Regions from separate parts of the Homo sapiens genome. Here region 1 is linked to region 2. The links are chromatin loops, found by intact Hi-C in ENCODE. Cell type or tissue: IMR-90. All regions are shown on one strand. Each heading gives the region's core, and the rest is flanking DNA. Links, peaks and the distances in the headings are about the cores only. Region 1 overlaps UROS (uroporphyrinogen III synthase). Region 2 holds the start of EDRF1-AS1 (EDRF1 antisense RNA 1).

Region 1 (8,111 bases), core at 1-8,000, 59 kb after region 2:
CAAGAGGGGGAAAAACCAACCACATGGAACTGTTTTAAGGATCGTGTCAGATAATAAGAGCAAAGTGCTTGCCATCTAGAAGGTGCTCAACAAAGGCTGTTTTCTCTTCAGTCAGGAAGGAGATGATGGGCATTTGGTACTTTTTGCAGGAATCGGCATTACAGAGCCTTCATTTTTTTGGGAGGATGTGGCCAGACCACATCCAGAAAGGTGTTATGGCTTGACATGGCCAGACTAAAATGGAAGGAAGGGGAGGAAAGGTTTCATAATAATCTGCTAACAGGGACCCACAGCGCTACAAATACAAGTCATTTAGGATGAGGGGCTATACCAGCACTTTTGTGAGATCCCTATTCATGAACCAAGTAAGAAGCTAACAGACTCAGGCTCCCCCTGCACTTTTCCAGACAGCAAACACTTGGCCACTCCACAAAGCGTGCTGATGAAGGGAGGCCTAAGGGACTGGCTCAGTCAACACTGCTACCTGCTCACAGGAATGTGGAATGCCTCTGAGGAAGGAAGTGCTGTGGGCTTTCCACTTAGGAGTCACACAGAGCCTGGTTAGTAACAAATGGCAGCTTTAATAAAAACACCAGCAGCTTTTAACTTATGGATCATTAAAAACATGCTGAATCAAAAGAAAAATAAAGCTGTAACTCAGTTCAGGAACTAAGCCCTTGCTTATGCTACAGTGGCAACCGAGGCTGGACCTCCTGTCTGAGCTTAGAAGAGCTAAACGCATCAAAAACAAAAGTAAACAAAAAAACCTGTAAAAATCCCACAGGAACTGAACTGAGACATAAGAACTTAGCAGTGACGCTGGTAATCAATATTGACATAAATATGCATTTTTCCCAAGTAATGAAACAATAATAACCATAACCAGAACATTAACTCTCATATATAGCTTTGCTGATCACAAAGTAAGCACTTGCTCATTTGATCCTCACACCACAACCCTGTGAACAGAACAATTACTACTGTACTTGAGAGGGAAGGAAGCTATTAAGCAGTGGCCAGCTCTATTTGTGAGGGCAGAGACTGGGGCTACCCGGTCCACCCCACAGTCCACAGATGGCTCTCAAGAAATGTTTGGGGAATGCATATTTGGTCTAAGGTCTCAGTCCCTGCATGTGGCAAGACTGACTCTGCTTCAAGTCAGTACAACATTTCAACCAACACTCTGGCTGGGTAAGCCCATCTTAAGGGCCCTGCCCAAGTAAAAGCTGACAGTGAAACTTCAAATTGTCTCCAACTGTGTTAAATAAACCTGCCAGAGAGTATTTTTTATATTTGAGAGGTTAAGACACTGACTGCCACAGTTAAAGGGACTATAAGAATGTACTACCAAGTTTGGCTAATTTTTGTTATTTCTGGTAGAGAAGAGATTTCACCATGTTGCCCAGGCTGGTACAGTCTTTCTGTGTTATGAATTCCAAGTTGTTAATTGCTAAGCTATCTTCTGTGACATCACTGGTCTGGGTTTACAAGGCCAAGCAACAGTGCCTACTAAATGGCGCCCAGGTCCAACTTTGCAATCAGATGGGAAAGTTGGGGCACCTGACCTTTGGGCAGCCAAATGGAAGGCTTTCCTAGGATATGGCTGGCTGAGTTGCAAGGTATCAAACCACAAGCCAACCATCTTTGCTTTTTCAATAAAAATTAAAATGTTATTAAAATATGCATATATTATTGAACCAAATAATGTTCTCAGGAGATTTTATGTAGACCAAGTACAGTAAGTCCTCACTTAATGTCAACAATAGATTCTTGGAAATTGCCACTGTAAGTGAAACGACATACAGCAGGTCCTTGAATAACATCGTTTCATTCAACATGTTTTCATTACAACATTGATAAGGAAAAAAAAATTTGTTTCATTATATATCATTTCACTTGAAGTGGCAGTTTCCAAGAACCTATCAACAATGTTAAGTGAGGACTTTCTGTATAATGTTACATAGCATGTACTTTTGAAAAAAATTTATTTTCAAATAAATAGAGACAGGGTTTCACCATGTTGCCCAGGCTGATCTTGAACTCTTAAGTTCAAGTGATCTGCCTGCTTCTGCCTCCCAAAGTGTTAGGATTACAGGTGTGAGCCACTGCACCCAGCCAGCATGTACTTTTTGCCATCTATTATTAATCAATAATACCTGTAAAATTATGTCAGCGTGCAACATTTATAAAGAAATACTGGCATCTTCTCTCACTGGACTTCCACACCGAAATCCCTTGCTATTCACTGGACCCTTGTTTTCATTTCTACTTCAAGAAAAATGTCTACCTTGTCTTCTCTTTGCTTCAAATGTCCAACTTTCCTAACCTGATTCCCAGGCTCTAGGGAGCCAGGGGTGGCTCTTGACTAGAGGGCTTGTGGGCAGTGGAAAGTGGCTCCTAATGATCCCTGTGATCCATGCCCCTGTGTCATCCCTCCGCTTGAGTGTGGGCTGGACTTACTTGATTCAAGCCAAAAGAAATGGCAGAAGAAATGGATGCCACTTCCAAGATTAGGTTATAAAAAGACTGTGGCTTCAGTGGTAGGTGCTCTCTTTTGCTCTCTCTTGGATTGCCTTGCGACAGGGGACGCCAGCTGCCATGTCTTAGGTAGCCCTCTCGGGAGGCCCATGTGAGTGAGCTGGGAAGCAGATCTTCTGAGGCCACTGACAGCTATGTGAGTGATTTTGGAAGCAGACCCTCCCCTAAGTCAAGCCTCAAAATGTCTGTAGCCCTGACCACCAGCTTGACCATGGCCTGGTTACAGAGAAGCCCACTAAATCATGCCCAGATTCTGGCCCACAGAAACATTGAGATGATAAATGCCTGTTTCTAGCTAGTAAGTTTTGGGGTAATTTGGGGGTAATTTGTTACGCAGCAAAGATAATACATTGGGCCTGGTCTCCTCCCAGCTGTTGGTGCTCAACTTCTGATAACTCTCCAGGCTCCTGCTGAGATTCTAGTTGAACAGAAACCTCAGAGAGTTCAAGCAATGCCTTGTCCCTGTACCTACTCAAAAGAGCTCCTTTGTACATTATTATATCTGAAAAGGTGAGCTAAAATAGAATGTTCAAAGTTGGGTGATTGACTTTCATGTCAAGGAAAAATGTGGTTTCCTTTCAAAGACATTTTTAAAAGTTACAACACTTCTAATTTCCTCTCTCCTTTGATAATATGTTCCCTGCATTTAGAACATGTCCTTTTCCTTCACAACTGAATAAACAGGGACCAGACTGAGTCCAGTGAGTGCCTAACTGAGACCAAGGCCCTGCTGCTTGTGCTGCACTTGATATGGTCCACTCTCAGCCACTCTAAGTCTCAAGACATAGATGCTCATCATTCATTGTATCACCATAGTCTTTTTTCTCATTTTCTTCTCATATGACAGGACAGTGACAGCAAAATGCATAGTGATGCTACCGAAATCAAACTGAAGGGGATGTGATGCTCAAAATGTTTGCTTATCAGTGAATGTGTGAAAGTTTGGAAAATGTATAAATATACTGTATATTTGATAGTTGAGTTTTTGGTAGGAAATATAGAGAATGAAAGAAACTGGCTATTTTCTTTCCTCTTCTCATTCAGGAAAAAATGATAAAAGAAAGTAACAAGCAAATTCTTAACTTATTTTTGGAGAGAGATGTGCGGGAGGGAAGATGGTTTCCTTGGCAACCAAGCCACTAATTCCCTTTCCCTGGCTGATCTGCTGAGCTTGTGGTAAAAGTCATGCTGCTCAGAAGATCTAGGAATCATCTTTTAATTAGCTTAGCAACTCCCAACTGGTTTCTTCCCCAGCCTCATTTTGTTCTCTGGAAAATGTGCTTTTAATTCTTAAACTATTTTCACTCATATTATACATTCCTCTAATATTTTCAAATTCACTGGACAAATTGAACTGTTCTGAAACAAAGTTACAGGCTAATTTATGACAATTGCTAAGCATTGTTTTAAGTATTTAAAATGCTCAATGTTAATTTTTAATGATTACTATTTACATTTTATGCTTTAAGAAGAATAAATAGACTCAAGACTGGAAAAATGCACAAAATATTAAGAAAACCAAAAAAAAACAACTATGATATCACTATCTGGAGATTTAGGCTTTTAAAAAAATTATAGTAAAAATATAACATAAAATTTGTCATTTTAATCACTAAGTGCATAATTCAGTGGCATTATGTACATTCACAATGGAATTAGTCAGCCAAAGGGTACAAACATTTTAATAAAGCTTTTGCATACATACTGACCAAGTGGTTCTCAAAAGATGTAAACCAATTTTTAATGCCATTTGGAAATGTTTGATTATATTTGTTTCACTGCATTCTTATCAGTAGTATCGTATACTTAATTAATTTTTGCAAATTTAATAAGCAAAAAATAATATTTTTAAACTGAGTTAAACTGTTTTTTAAAACTGAAAAGGCTAAGCCATTTTTTGTTGTTTTATTTTTACCTTGACTCCTTACCTAGAGAAGCAGTAGCATTTCCAACCACATACACTGACTTGGCATTCCATTTTTCTTTCAGAGACCTTTCCCAGACTGTAAAACATGAAATGATATGTGAATTGCAAATACCAAAGTGGCCATTTGGACTGTTGCCCAAGGCTGCTTGTTCACCCTAAGAAACTGTGAGCAAAGCAAACTATTAGCAACCAAATGTAAAAAACAGCATCTCAAACTAAAATTCCATTTTCACTTTGTTCATGTTTTATAGGCAATTTTTAAAAAATTGCTTTCATAAATGTTTTAGTACTCCTTGCTTGAAATATTAGCCTATCTCCACAGTTGGTACTAGAAGAATTTTAATGGGAACCACGAAATCAACATAACTTGAAGAATTAATCTGCATAGTGAAATCAAAAATTTAAATCTAGACTTTTAAAGAAAAAGACACTGGTCATTTAAAAAAAGCAACTTAAATGTCTAACAAGGAAATCCAATTGGTTTATTTGGGACATAAATCTGAAAGCAGTCAACAAACTGTAATCTCAGAGGAGAGGGTTCATTTATCCATTACACCAAAGTAAAAATAATAAATTTCAGGTCAATTAACAAACACAATTTGATACAGAATATTATCATTTTATGATCAAACAAAATCTTTAAATATAGATTAAAGAAACACAAAGAGAAAATGGATTGTATAAATATATCATAAAGCTACTGGGCATTCATTACATTTTTAGAAAACAGGGAAATAATGGTTCTTCCTTTCCAAAATCTGGTTATGAACATAACTTTCCCTTAAATTCAAGAGCATTCCTCTACCCTTTACATTAAGGGAAATTCCCTTTGAAATGGTAACCAAAGATTGAGTTCCACTTTGCTTCCTACCCCATAAATATCAATAGTATTTATTCAAAAGTTATCCATAGCATGTAAACAAACTACTTTCCAAGCCTCACAGCAGAACAACTGGAGTGAGCACTGGGTGGAGTCAGAAAGCCTTCCACAGAGCCAGCTCTGCCCCTTAACGTGTGTGTCCCAGGTAAGTCAGTTAACGCACCTCGTCTGTTTCTTCATCAAGGTAACTGGGATTAACTACACTCCTACTGCTTATTCCCTATGGTTGTTGTGAGAATCAAAATAAGAAAATACATGGGAAAATGCATTTTAAACTTTATTATAAAGCACCAGAAAGAGTTATAGTGACCTTTCTAGGGTTTTCCTCTTTTTCATTATCTTCATCCTCAAAACATACACAAAAAGAAAAAATACAACTGCAAGAAAAAGCACCCAGAGCACCACTGGGAAAGAGTACACATGCTTCCCCATCTAGCGTATAATGGCACAATCGCGGCTCATACAACCTCTGCCTCCTGAGTTCAAGTGGTTCTCGTGCCTCAGCCTCCTGAGTAGCTGGGACTCCAGGCATGTGCCACCACGCCCAGCTAACTTTCGTATTTTTTGGTAGAGATGGGGTTTCACCATGTTGGCCAGGCTGGTCTGGAACTCCTGACCTCAAGTGATCTGCCCACCTTGGCCTCCCAAAGTGCTGGGATTACAGGCATGAGCCACTGCGCCTGGCTGGCTCTGAGTTTCTTAGGTTCTCACGCTTTCTTTTCAACAAGAGGTGAATGTGTGTATGAAATCACCAAGAAGGTGGGATGTTTAGGCTACAGCGAAGCCTGGTTAAATGTGGAGACAGAATAACCAAAACTCACCACTGTCACTTACTCCATGCCCACTCTGCTCCAGGTAATGTCCTGGATGCTTTCCTTTGGGACTCAGACTCTGCAGCTTGAATCCTGCACTTGTGCTTTACACATTGTGGGGGCCTGGAAAGTTCCATACCCTTTGTTCTCCAGGGTCCTCATCTGCCAAGTGAAAATACTAAGCACATCTATCTCACAGGAAAAAGTATTCAGGACAGAGTCTCGCACAGAGTGAGCATTCAGTAAGTTCTACCTAACTAATAGTCTACTGTTAGTAGATAATCCCATTACTATTAGTAGTAATCCCATGATGAGAGGTCAAGGAACTCATTAATGTCCAAATGGCTGCATAAACCCAGGACTAACTCACTCCAAAGCCCTTGCATAACCACTCTGCCCGCTGCCTCCGCTCATCAGTGTAACTGTGGAGGTGGGTGGCCCGAGTGTGAGGCCTGGCTCTGCACTGACTTGTTCTGTGCTTACTATCCTGGCCTCAGTTTTCTCAATGGTAACATAAGACATAAGATCATAGCAATGTGTGCCTCTGGATTGTTATCTAGGGTTAAGTGGGGTAATGAACGTGAAGTATTCATTACACAGGGTCTGACATACAACAGGCACTCCATAATTGTTAGCTAGGAAGCTGTTCAATTGCATTTATTAAGGTGTTTGCTCAGGCTGAAACCCAGGGTTCTGTTAATGGGCACTGCCATTTTCATACTGTTCTAATAGTGAGGGACGGAGGTGGGAAGACAAGTCAAAGAGGTGACTGGGTCACTAAGTGCCTGACATGGTGGCACTGACCATTTTCTCATAGTTAGATTTTTTCATCATCTCTCTTTCAGGAAAGTAGTATTTATCCTATTTTCAGATGATACCTTCTAAGGGGATATATCAGTCCCTAGGAGGTGAACAACGAATAGACAGGGGAAAGTCCTCCTCAGGGTCATCTGTCTGGGAGTTTAGGAGATAGCCCTGTTCTCCTGTTTCCCAAGGCAGAGTCTGTGACCTGATACCACTAAGCACTCACTTCTCTTAGAAGTGCAGCTGCTTCTGGAATTTAGTCTCCCAGCAGGAGAAATAAGAGTAAATAAATGTCCAGTGGAATCCACAGCAGACCCACCCTCACCTTCAGTTTTATTGTTTTGCTCCAAACATAACTCTGCTGCTTCCACTGCTCTGGGGCTGGTAAAAATGAGTCCCCCGTAATCTTCAGGATGAGAAAGCTGCACACCAAAAAGCAATAAAGACATTTTATACGATGGCTATGTTCAACATCTTCCAAGGAGCTAAGACTCAGAATTCCAAATGCTTCACAATAGTAGTAGGCAAACTAATTCCTTCCACCCATCCCCCCAACACTTACTGAGTGCTTACTATGTGCCTGGAACTATTTATTCTAGGACTTTTAGGGTACACAGGTGAATTCCTTATTCCCAGTATTTCCCTCAGGAAGCTCAGAGTCTAGGGCAGAGACAGTGAAACACAGGGTGATAAGTGCACTGCAGCACAGAGGGGAAGCCTGACGCAGCCTGGGATTAGAGTGGGGTGCAGGTAGTGGGGGAAGACTTGACCCGAATCTGTAATAAAAATGGGAATATTCAGGGGGTGATATCAATGCTGAAGTCCTGATTTTCAAAGAGGATAATGGTGATATCATCTACCGAACATTTACTCTGAGCCAGGCACTAGGCTGCTGTACATATCTGACTTCACTGAAGCTGTGGGCACTGAATTTTCACTCTGAAGCATTTGGAAGGCTTTACTGGACTTGTCTCCTGCAATTTTTATCACTCCTCACTGGAAGAAGAACTGAAGTTGTGGGCAGAAGCCCTGGGTTTGAGTCCCAGCCCTGTCTCTTACTTGCTAGAGGTCTTAGCTGAGTTGCCTAATTTGAGACCCCAATCTCTAAAACGGGAAAATAATACCTCCCTGGCCTGCTTTGCAGAAGTTG
Region 2 (8,763 bases), core at 304-8,303:
GCCGAGGATAAAGGCACTTCCTTCCGAGAGATTGCTTGGCTTTTGCTGCGAGTCTTGGGCCTGTAGTTTCTCAGTGATGTTTTTTTGTTTGTTTTGTTGATTTTCCCCCCCCGTAAGGTAAGACTACTTACCTTACAGTCCCTTTGGCATGAGTTTACTTCTGGGTTGCCTTTATTCTGAAAAGTATCTTTTGAGATACAGCTTAAACTGGAGAAGTTCTTTTTCTTTTTTTTTGAGACAGGGTCTCACTCTGTTGCCCAGACTGGAGTGCAGTAGCACGATCTCAGCTTACTGCAACCTCCGCCTCCCAGGCCTCCCCACTCTTTTGCATATAGATATCTAGTTGTCCCAGCACCATTTGCTGAAAAGACTACTCCTCTGCTGCATTGTCTTGGCACCCTTAAGCTTGCTTTTGCCCTCAGGATATTAGGCCATCTGGGCAAACCTGAATTTTGGTTGAGGACTTCCTAAGTCGAAGTGGAAAGAAATCTTCTCCAGTTCATGCCTGTAATCCCAGCACTTTGGGAGCCGAGGTGGTTGGATCATTTGAGGTCGGGAGTTAGAGAGCAGCCTAGCCAACATGACAAAACCCCAGAAAAAAATTAAAAAATTAGCCAAGCAGTAGTGGCGGGTGCCTGTAATCCCAGCAACTTGGGAGGCTGAGGCAGGGGAATTGCTTGAGTTCAGGAGGCGGAGGTTGCAGTGAGCCAGGATTGCACCACTGCATCTCCAGCCTGGGCGACAGAGCGAGACCCTGTCTCAAAAAAAAAAAAAGAAAGGAAATGGATTAAAGACCTAAATATAAAAGCTAAAACTAATAAGACCTAGTAAGACCCACAGTGGGGGAAAAATAACTAAGAAGCACTTAGTGAAGCCTGAAGTAGTTACCGTGAAGGATTTGTTGCTTGTTTTGGTTTGGTTCTAGGTTGGTGATGAACACCTTAGGAAACAACACCGGGTGCTGGCAGATCTTCATTACAGCAAGGCCGCAAAGCTGTTTCAGCTGCTGAAAGATGCTCCCTGCGAACTGCTTAGAGTACAGCTAGAGAGAGTAGCATTTGCTGAATTTCAGATGACCAGTAAGTCTTAATTTTCATTTCTCAGATATGTATGCATTGGCTTAGTGCTGGATTGTCTTAGAGTAAGGCAGGCCTGTGAATCTAAATAATACTATTTTCTTTTTAATTTGCCCCATAGTTAATGACTTCGGGTAGAGAGGGTGAGAAATCACTACATGTTTTGAAGTGCTTTTTAAAACTTAGAGGAATGTATTAGATTATGTTCAGTGACTAGAAATACTGAGATATGGCCCATGACCCCTAGTTTGGAAAAAAAATTGACAAATAAATTTAGACAGTTAAAGAATTCAATCGGCCAGGCACAGTGGCTCACGCCTGTAATCCCAGCAATTTGGGAGGCTGAGGCAGGCAGATCACCTGAGGTCAGGAGTTCTAGAACAACCTGGCCAACATAGTGAAACCCCGTCTCTACTAAAAATACAAAAATTGGCCATGTGTGGTGGTGCAGGCCTGTAGTCCCAGCTACTGAGGAGGTTGAGGTGGGAGAATCACTTGAACCCAGGAGGCGAAGGTTGCAGTGAGCCAAGATCGTGCCACTGCACACCAGCCTGGGTGATAGAGCAAGACTGTGTCTCAAAAAACAAAAACAAACAAAAAAAAAGATTTAAATCGGCATGAAAAATTTGGGAATGGAGAGGCAACAGTAAAGGAGTAGTGGACCTTATTGAACCCCTTAAACATAGAACTGACCCTTGGATTGTGGTTCCAGAACAGACACTACTGTAGAGCCTGACCGAGGTCAAGATAAGTCGGGAGATAGAGAAGGGTGAAAGTGAGAATGCTTTCTTATGTTATTTTCCATGGCATGGAGTAAGCAGATACTTCAACCACTTAATGATTTTTCCTAAGTTCTCCCCCTCTCTCTCTTGCTCACCTATTCTCCTCTCCCGCAGAGGAGTCTTTTGAGAAATATCTCCTGTGTGGTAAAGAAACAAGAAACAATTATTTGAAGTGCAGCAGTTCATTTAGTTTTTCAGTCTGCTGTAAAATAAGGTTAATACTTTAAATCTGTATGACTTAGTTTACATAATACAGTAGCCCCTGAAGGATGCATAAGAAACTGGTAACATTGTTCCCTTTGGGGAGGAAACCTGGAAGGCCAAGAGGAGGGGTTTTGCTGCATACCCATTTGGACCTTGTAAATTTGGGAATGTATTACCTATCTAAAACAGTTTCTAAAAATGGTTTTTACTAAAACTAATTTTTTGCTGGCATATAACGCATGGCTAGATGTGTGGGACAGTCACCAGAATTAACAGTAGCTCTTTATGTGAGGAAGGTTTGGGGAGAGTGATCTTCAGTTTTCACTTGCACCTTTGAATATTCTGCCATGTTTGAATTCCTTAGAATGATCAAGCATCTTTTTTGTTGTTGGGGTTTTGTTTTTTGTTTTGTTTTGTTTTGTTTGAGACAGAGTTTTACCCTGTCACATGGGCTGGAGTGCAGTGGCATGGTCATGGCTCACTGCAACCTTGACCATCTGGGCTCTAGTGATCCTCAGCCTCCCCGAGTAGCTGAGATCACAAGTGCTAATTTTGGAAAAATTGTTTGTAGAGACAGGGTCTCACTATGTTATAAGCCCAGGCTGGACTCAAACTCTTGAGCTCAAGCGATACTCCTGCCTCGGCCTCCCAAAGTGCTGGAAGATACTGGAACAAATTTGCTAAGATGATAAGTGTGTTTAATTCTCTCCTTTAAATGTTTTACTACTGTGAGTACTTTAGAAAATAATGTAAATATTTTAGAGGGTTTTGTTAGCCAGGTTTGTGGGTTTTGTAAGCCAAGTTAATAAATGCTCTAGTTTGTGACACCTTTTATTCTATCTTATTTTACCCAGTGTTTTTTTTTTTGTTTTTTTTTTCTAGTACATATGATTCAGACCTCCCTTCCTAATGTCTATATTGTCTGGTCGTTGTCCCAACAACACTTTCATACATAAGCAATAGCTTGTCTTCCAGATGCCAAATCTATGCTGAAATCACATTGATCCATTGATTTTAAAGAGAATAGGTTGTTTAGAAAGTGTGGGATTATACTTCTAAAGGAAGAAGGCAACAGTTATTCTCTCCCCACCCGCAGAGTCGGGGAGTCCCCAAGACCATTGTCACTTCTCACACTAACTACGAGTCTGTCGGCGGTCTCCAAGACCACCCTCAGGTTTGAGAATTTGCTAAAGGACTCACAGAACTCACTGAAAGCTGTTCTGCTTACAGCCACAATTTCTTAACAATGAAAGGATGTACATTAAAATCAGCCAAGGGAAGAGGCTCGGGAGGCAGAGTCCTGGAGAGTTCTAAGCGCGGAGCTCCCAGTTCCTCTGCTGCTGGAGTTACAGATAGTGCTAACTCACCCCGGCAGTGATGCATGACAGTGCTCACCAAGTGTATCAATCAATACATGTACAACTGCGGAAGCTCACCCAAGCCTTGGTGTCCAGAGTTTTCATTGGAACTTGGTCAGATAGACATGGTTGACTGCCACGTGGCTGATCTTTGTCTCCAGTGCCTCCAGAGGTCAAGCTGTTACCCTGGGGCCCAAAGTCCCCACAGTAAATCCCATTGTTAGGCTATCCATTGTGACCCAAGGACCCCCAGGTAAACAAAGGCGTTCTTACCGGGCAGGACATTTCAAGGACTTAGTGGTTACCTTCTGGGAGCCAAGGACAAAGACTAAACCTCTGTACAAGATTTAATCCTCTACTGCACACCGCACACAATTGAGTTCTAGGAGAACAGGAGCAAAGGTGTCCTGTAGTATCTGATAGCTCTAGAAAAATTGTAGTTAGAAGGCTCTAGAATAAAACAAAACCTTGTTCATCTGGTCTGACTTCCTGCCTTTGAACAGAGATGTAATAAACTATTTTACAGATAGGACAACTGATACTAAGTGCTTATGTGACTTGACCACACAACTGGTAAAATGTGAGGTGGGCCTCGAGCCCCAGACTCTTTTCTGCTGGTCCCTTTTCCTAAGGCTCCTGTTCTGAAAAAGTGGCCTGTCTTGACAAAACCAAATGGTGGGGCAGGGAAACAATGATTATTTATTGCTTTGTCCAGACTTAGTATTTTTGTCAAGGGAATATTATTAAATAGAAGTTGGATTTAGAAGATTTAAGATTCTCATTAGCTTCCTTTATAGCATTTTGAAAGTCTGAATTTTCATTAATACATTAACATTAGATGGGTTTCTAGATTTATATTAAAGAAATGAACGTTTTGTATTTAAAACTTTAGGTCAGAATAGCAATGTTGGAAAGTTGAAAACACTATCTGGGGCTCTTGATATAATGGTGAGAACTGAGCACGCATTCCAGCTTATCCAGAAGGAGCTTATAGAAGAATTTGGCCAGGTACATGGAGAAAATGACTGTCTTTGGTTTTTGTGTGTCTTAAGCTACATGGTGAATGTATATAGTGGACGTGTGTGTGTATGTGTGTGGGTATATATACACACATGTACATATGTATGCTATGCACTAAAACATTTTAACAGTGATTTGTTATATTTGCCTGGTATTCATCTCCTTTCTTTAATTTGCAAGTATTTTAAAATATTTTTAAGAATATATCTCAACAAGACCATAGTTAACAAATTATAAAGTCTCTTAAGTTTTTTTGTTGCTGTTGGTGGGAATTTGTTTTGTTTTATGTTTTAAAAGAAAAGGCCTGTGCCCTCTTTTCTAATTTCCACTAGAATGCCTGGGAGCAGTTGAATGGTGAATGGGCCTAAGCAGGCTCCTCAGGAAGGAATTTCTCGTTTTCTGGGCATTCCGGCATTCATTTTACCTTCTGCTGTTGCTAAAAGCTTCCTGAAGCCCCCATGTTGCGCCCACCTATTGCTCTTCTAGCCCTGCTTGGTCAAATCCTGTGTGGTACCGTACATTTCTGCGTTGTGTCTAATGTTGGAAAGTCAGGATTAATTTCTTCTACAAAAGTGCCTATTGGGGCTGAGACATTTTAATTATGTGTTTTAGTCTATCAAAATGATCATAGGTGTGCTTTTTGTTTGTTTGTCTTGTTTAGGGTTAAAAATGTATTGGATGAATGAAACTGCAGTTCCATCACTTGGTACGATATGAAACTACAGTTGTTGGATAGCTCGAGTAAAATAACTTTTTGTTGTTTTTAGCCTAAGAGTGGTGACGCCGCTGCAGCTGCTGATGCTTCTCCTAGTCTCAATCGAGAAGAAGTGATGAAACTCCTCAGTATATTTGAGTCTCGGTTGTCATTTCTTCTCCTTCAGTCCATTAAACTGCTATCTTCAACTAAAAAGAAAACAAGGTAAATTAAGTGGTTATTTGTAGGAATTTCTTTCCTAGCACCCTACCTATAAAAATTTTCTCTACTAACATCATAAAGAAAAACTAGGGGCCAGGCACATTGGCTCACACCTGCAATCCCAGCACTTTGGGAGGCCAAGGCAGGCAGATCACTTGAGTTCAGGAGTTCGAGACCAGCCCGGCCAACATGGTGAAACCCCATCTCTACCAAAAATACAAAAACTAACCGGTATGGTGGCGGGCGCCTGTTAATCCTAGCTACAGGGGAGGCTGAGGCACGAGACTTGCTTGAACCCAGGAGGTGGAGGTTGCAGCGAGCTGAAATCACACCACTGCACTGCAGCCTAGGCAACAGAGTGAGACACCATCTCAAAAAAAAAAAAAAAGGAAAGAAAGAAAAAAATAGGTTGTATTCTGTCTTGTCTTCTATGTGGATAGTAGAATTTTAAGTGGTGTTCCTTCTTGACTTGTTAAACTAGGTAAGAACCCTCTCCACAAAGCCTTCTATGTATTGAAATTACAGAAAGAAAGAAATCTTGCTGCCTAAGGGCAAATACTCTGTTGTTAACGTTTTCCTTGAGGGAGATGAATAACCCTGGAATGAAGATCTGCGTTTCTAGTGATGCTTCTGAATGTTGTCATTAATGGAGGGTCTCGACTGGAGTTTGATGCTCAGGGCCAAGTGCACTGCAGAATAGAGGACAGAACACAGAAGCAGGAGAGAAGCAGGAGAGAAGAGCGCACACCTCCGCAGAAATGTTCTAATGGCCCTGAGTCATCTTGTTGCGCTTACATTCTTTTGTCAAAGTTTGTTATTTTGGCATTATTGATTTAATTTGAAATTTCAGTAGTAAGTACTAGATCAGGAAAGTAATATCAATGATATGCCTTCCTTGTTTTTAAATATAAGTGCAATCTGGCCATATTACAAAATTTGGAAAATAGAGAAAAGGAAATGACAACCATTTATCCTAATACATCCATTGTTACCAGTTATCTTATGTATATTTTACCGATGTATAATCTTAGGGTACAGATCATTTTTGTCTGTTTATTTTTTTATGTTACATACAGTAAAATGGACTCTTTGTGGTGTATACTTCTTCAAACCTTGACAAATGCATATAGATGTGTGCCTGCCACCACAGTTATGACAGAAAACAGTTCCGTCACTCCAAGAATTCCCTCCTGCTGTCCCCTTTGCAGTCAACCCTGCCCCTGCCCCCAATTCCTCAGGATCTCAGGGAGAAAGTTTTCAGTCTTTTACCATTAAGCCTCATATCAGCTGTGGGGCTTTGTAGAGGCCTTTATCAAGTTGAGGATGTTTTCTTCTATTCTGAATTTGCTAAGAGTGTTTCTATCATGAATGGATATTGAATTTGTGTCCAGTGCTTTTATTACATTTATTGAGATGACTACATGGTTTCCCTTGTTTAGCCTTGTTTAGTGGATTACGTTGATTCTTCAGATGTTAAACCAGCTTTGCATTCCTGGGATAAATCCCAGTTTGTTGTGATGAAGGATTCTTTTTATGTATTACTGGATCCAGTTTGCTGATATTTTGTTGATAATTTTTGTGTCTATGCATAGGGGATAGTGGTCTACAGCTCACTTTTCTTATAATGGGTTTGTGTGGTTTGGGTATTAGAACAGTGCTGGCCTCATAAAGTCTGTGGGTTCATGTTCCCTCTTCTGTTTTCTGAAAGAGATTGTATAGAATTGGTACTATGTCTTCATTAAACATGTAGTAGAATTTACCAGTAAAACCATCTTAACCTGGAGTTTACTTTGTTGGAAGTTTTTAAACGGTGAGTTCAATTTCTTTTCATGGATACAGTATTACTCAGGCTGTCTTTTTCTTGAATAAACGAGGGTCCATCATCTAAATTGTCAAATGTATAGATTCACAGTATCCCTTATTATCCTTTTAATGTCTAAGGGGGTTTGTGATGATAGCCCTTCTTTTAGTCCTGATATTGGTAATCCTTCTGTTTTTCTTGGTCATTCTAGCTAGAAGTTTTCGATTTTTTTTTTCCAATCTTTTCAAAGAACCAACTTTTGGCTTGATTGACTGTTTCTTCCCCTCATTGTTTCTCTCTTTTAAATGTCATCAATTTCTGCCGTTCATTTCCTTCCTTCTACTTGTTTTGGACTTAATTTGCTCTTTTTGTAGTTTCTTAAGGTGGAAGCCTAGATTACTAATTTGAGACATTTTTCCTTTTTAATATAAGATTTGCTGCCAAAAATTTTCTTCTAAAGCACTGCTTTTGCTACATCTCATATATTTTTGTATATTTTCGTTTTCATTTGTTTCAAAATAATATTTGATATCCTGAGACTTCTCCTTTGACCCATTTGTTATTTGAAGTGTGCTGTTTAGTTTCTGAATATTGGGACTTGTTAGCTATCTTTTGATATTGCTTGCTAGTTGAATTCTATTATGTGCTGAGACCATAACTGTGTTTGTTCTCTTCTTTCACGTTTGTGTAGATTTGTTTTATGGCCTAGAATATGGTTTATCTTGGCACATGTTCCATGTGTACTTGAAAAATCTGCGTGTCCTGCTGTTTGGGGTAAAGCATTGTGTAAATGTCAGTTAGGTTAAGCGTGTTCATAGTATTGTTCAGGTCTTCTGTATTCTCACTGAATTTCTGTCTATTGCTATCAATTTACTGAGCGAGGAGTGTTGAAGTCTCCAGCTACGCTTATGGATTTATCTGTTTCTCCTCTCAGCACTGTCAGTTTTGTTTCATGTGTTTTTGAAGCTCTGTTAGGTACACACACGTAGGATTGTGATATCTGGGAGAACTGACCTCCTTATTACTACAGATGTCCGTCCCTCTTTGATAATATAGCTACTCAACGTTCTTTTGGTTAATGTCTTTTTTTGTATGTCTTTTATATTAAAATTGGGTTTCCTATAGGTGGCAATAGTTGGGTCTTGCTTTTTATTTTTTATTTACTTATATTTATGTTTAGTTTTTTTGAGACAAGGTCTCACTCTGTCACTCAGGCTGGAGTGCAGTGGCATGATCATAGCTCACTGCAGCCCCAACTTCCTGGGCTCAAGCAATCCCCCACCTCAGCCTCTCAGAGTAGCTGGGACCACGGGTGTGCCCCACGACACCCAACTAATTTTTTAATTTTTTGTAGAGATGGGGTCTTGCCATGTTGCCCAGGCTGGTCTCAAAACTCCTGGGTCAAGCAGTCCACCTTCCCCAGACTCCCAAAGTGCTGGGATTACAAGTATGAGCCACTGCACCTGGCCCAAGGGTCTTGCTTTTTAAATCCAGTCTTACAATTGGTGTCTCTAGACCATTCACATTTAATATGATTCTTTCTCTGCCTTCTGTTAATTATTTTCTGTGATTCCATTTTATTTCACTATTGATTTATTATGTGCCA

What was found. A loop is a pair of places that touch in the nucleus more often than their neighbours do. Peaks named below come from ENCODE experiments on the same cell type or tissue, not always from the same donor. Only the 100,000 strongest peaks of a DNase experiment are listed, where the experiment ranks them.
Region 1: a loop joins it to region 2, with 1.8 times the contacts of the local background. A loop is called at or near these places in 6 of 110 quality-filtered maps.

The regions. Positions count from the first base shown.
Region 1 is chr10:125,807,748-125,815,858 of GRCh38, forward strand. It overlaps UROS (uroporphyrinogen III synthase), which reads right to left. Exons shown (of 10, transcript NM_000375.3): 4 at 7,287-7,383; 5 at 4,467-4,541. Among named protein-coding and RNA genes, the nearest start is that of MIR4484, 7.9 kb to the right of the region's middle. In IMR-90, for the core only: no CTCF peak of the experiment used is centred there; no DNase peak of the experiment used is centred there.
Region 2 is chr10:125,748,487-125,757,249 of GRCh38, forward strand. It overlaps EDRF1 (erythroid differentiation regulatory factor 1), which reads left to right. Exons shown (of 25, transcript NM_001202438.2): 22 at 926-1,079; 23 at 4,313-4,428; 24 at 5,208-5,359. It overlaps EDRF1-AS1 (EDRF1 antisense RNA 1), which reads right to left and starts at 3,574. Exons shown (of 5, transcript NR_120633.1): 1 at 3,499-3,574; 2 at 1,954-1,995; 3 at 889-1,042. RefSeq lists a silencer at 7,694-7,988. In IMR-90, for the core only: no CTCF peak of the experiment used is centred there; no DNase peak of the experiment used is centred there.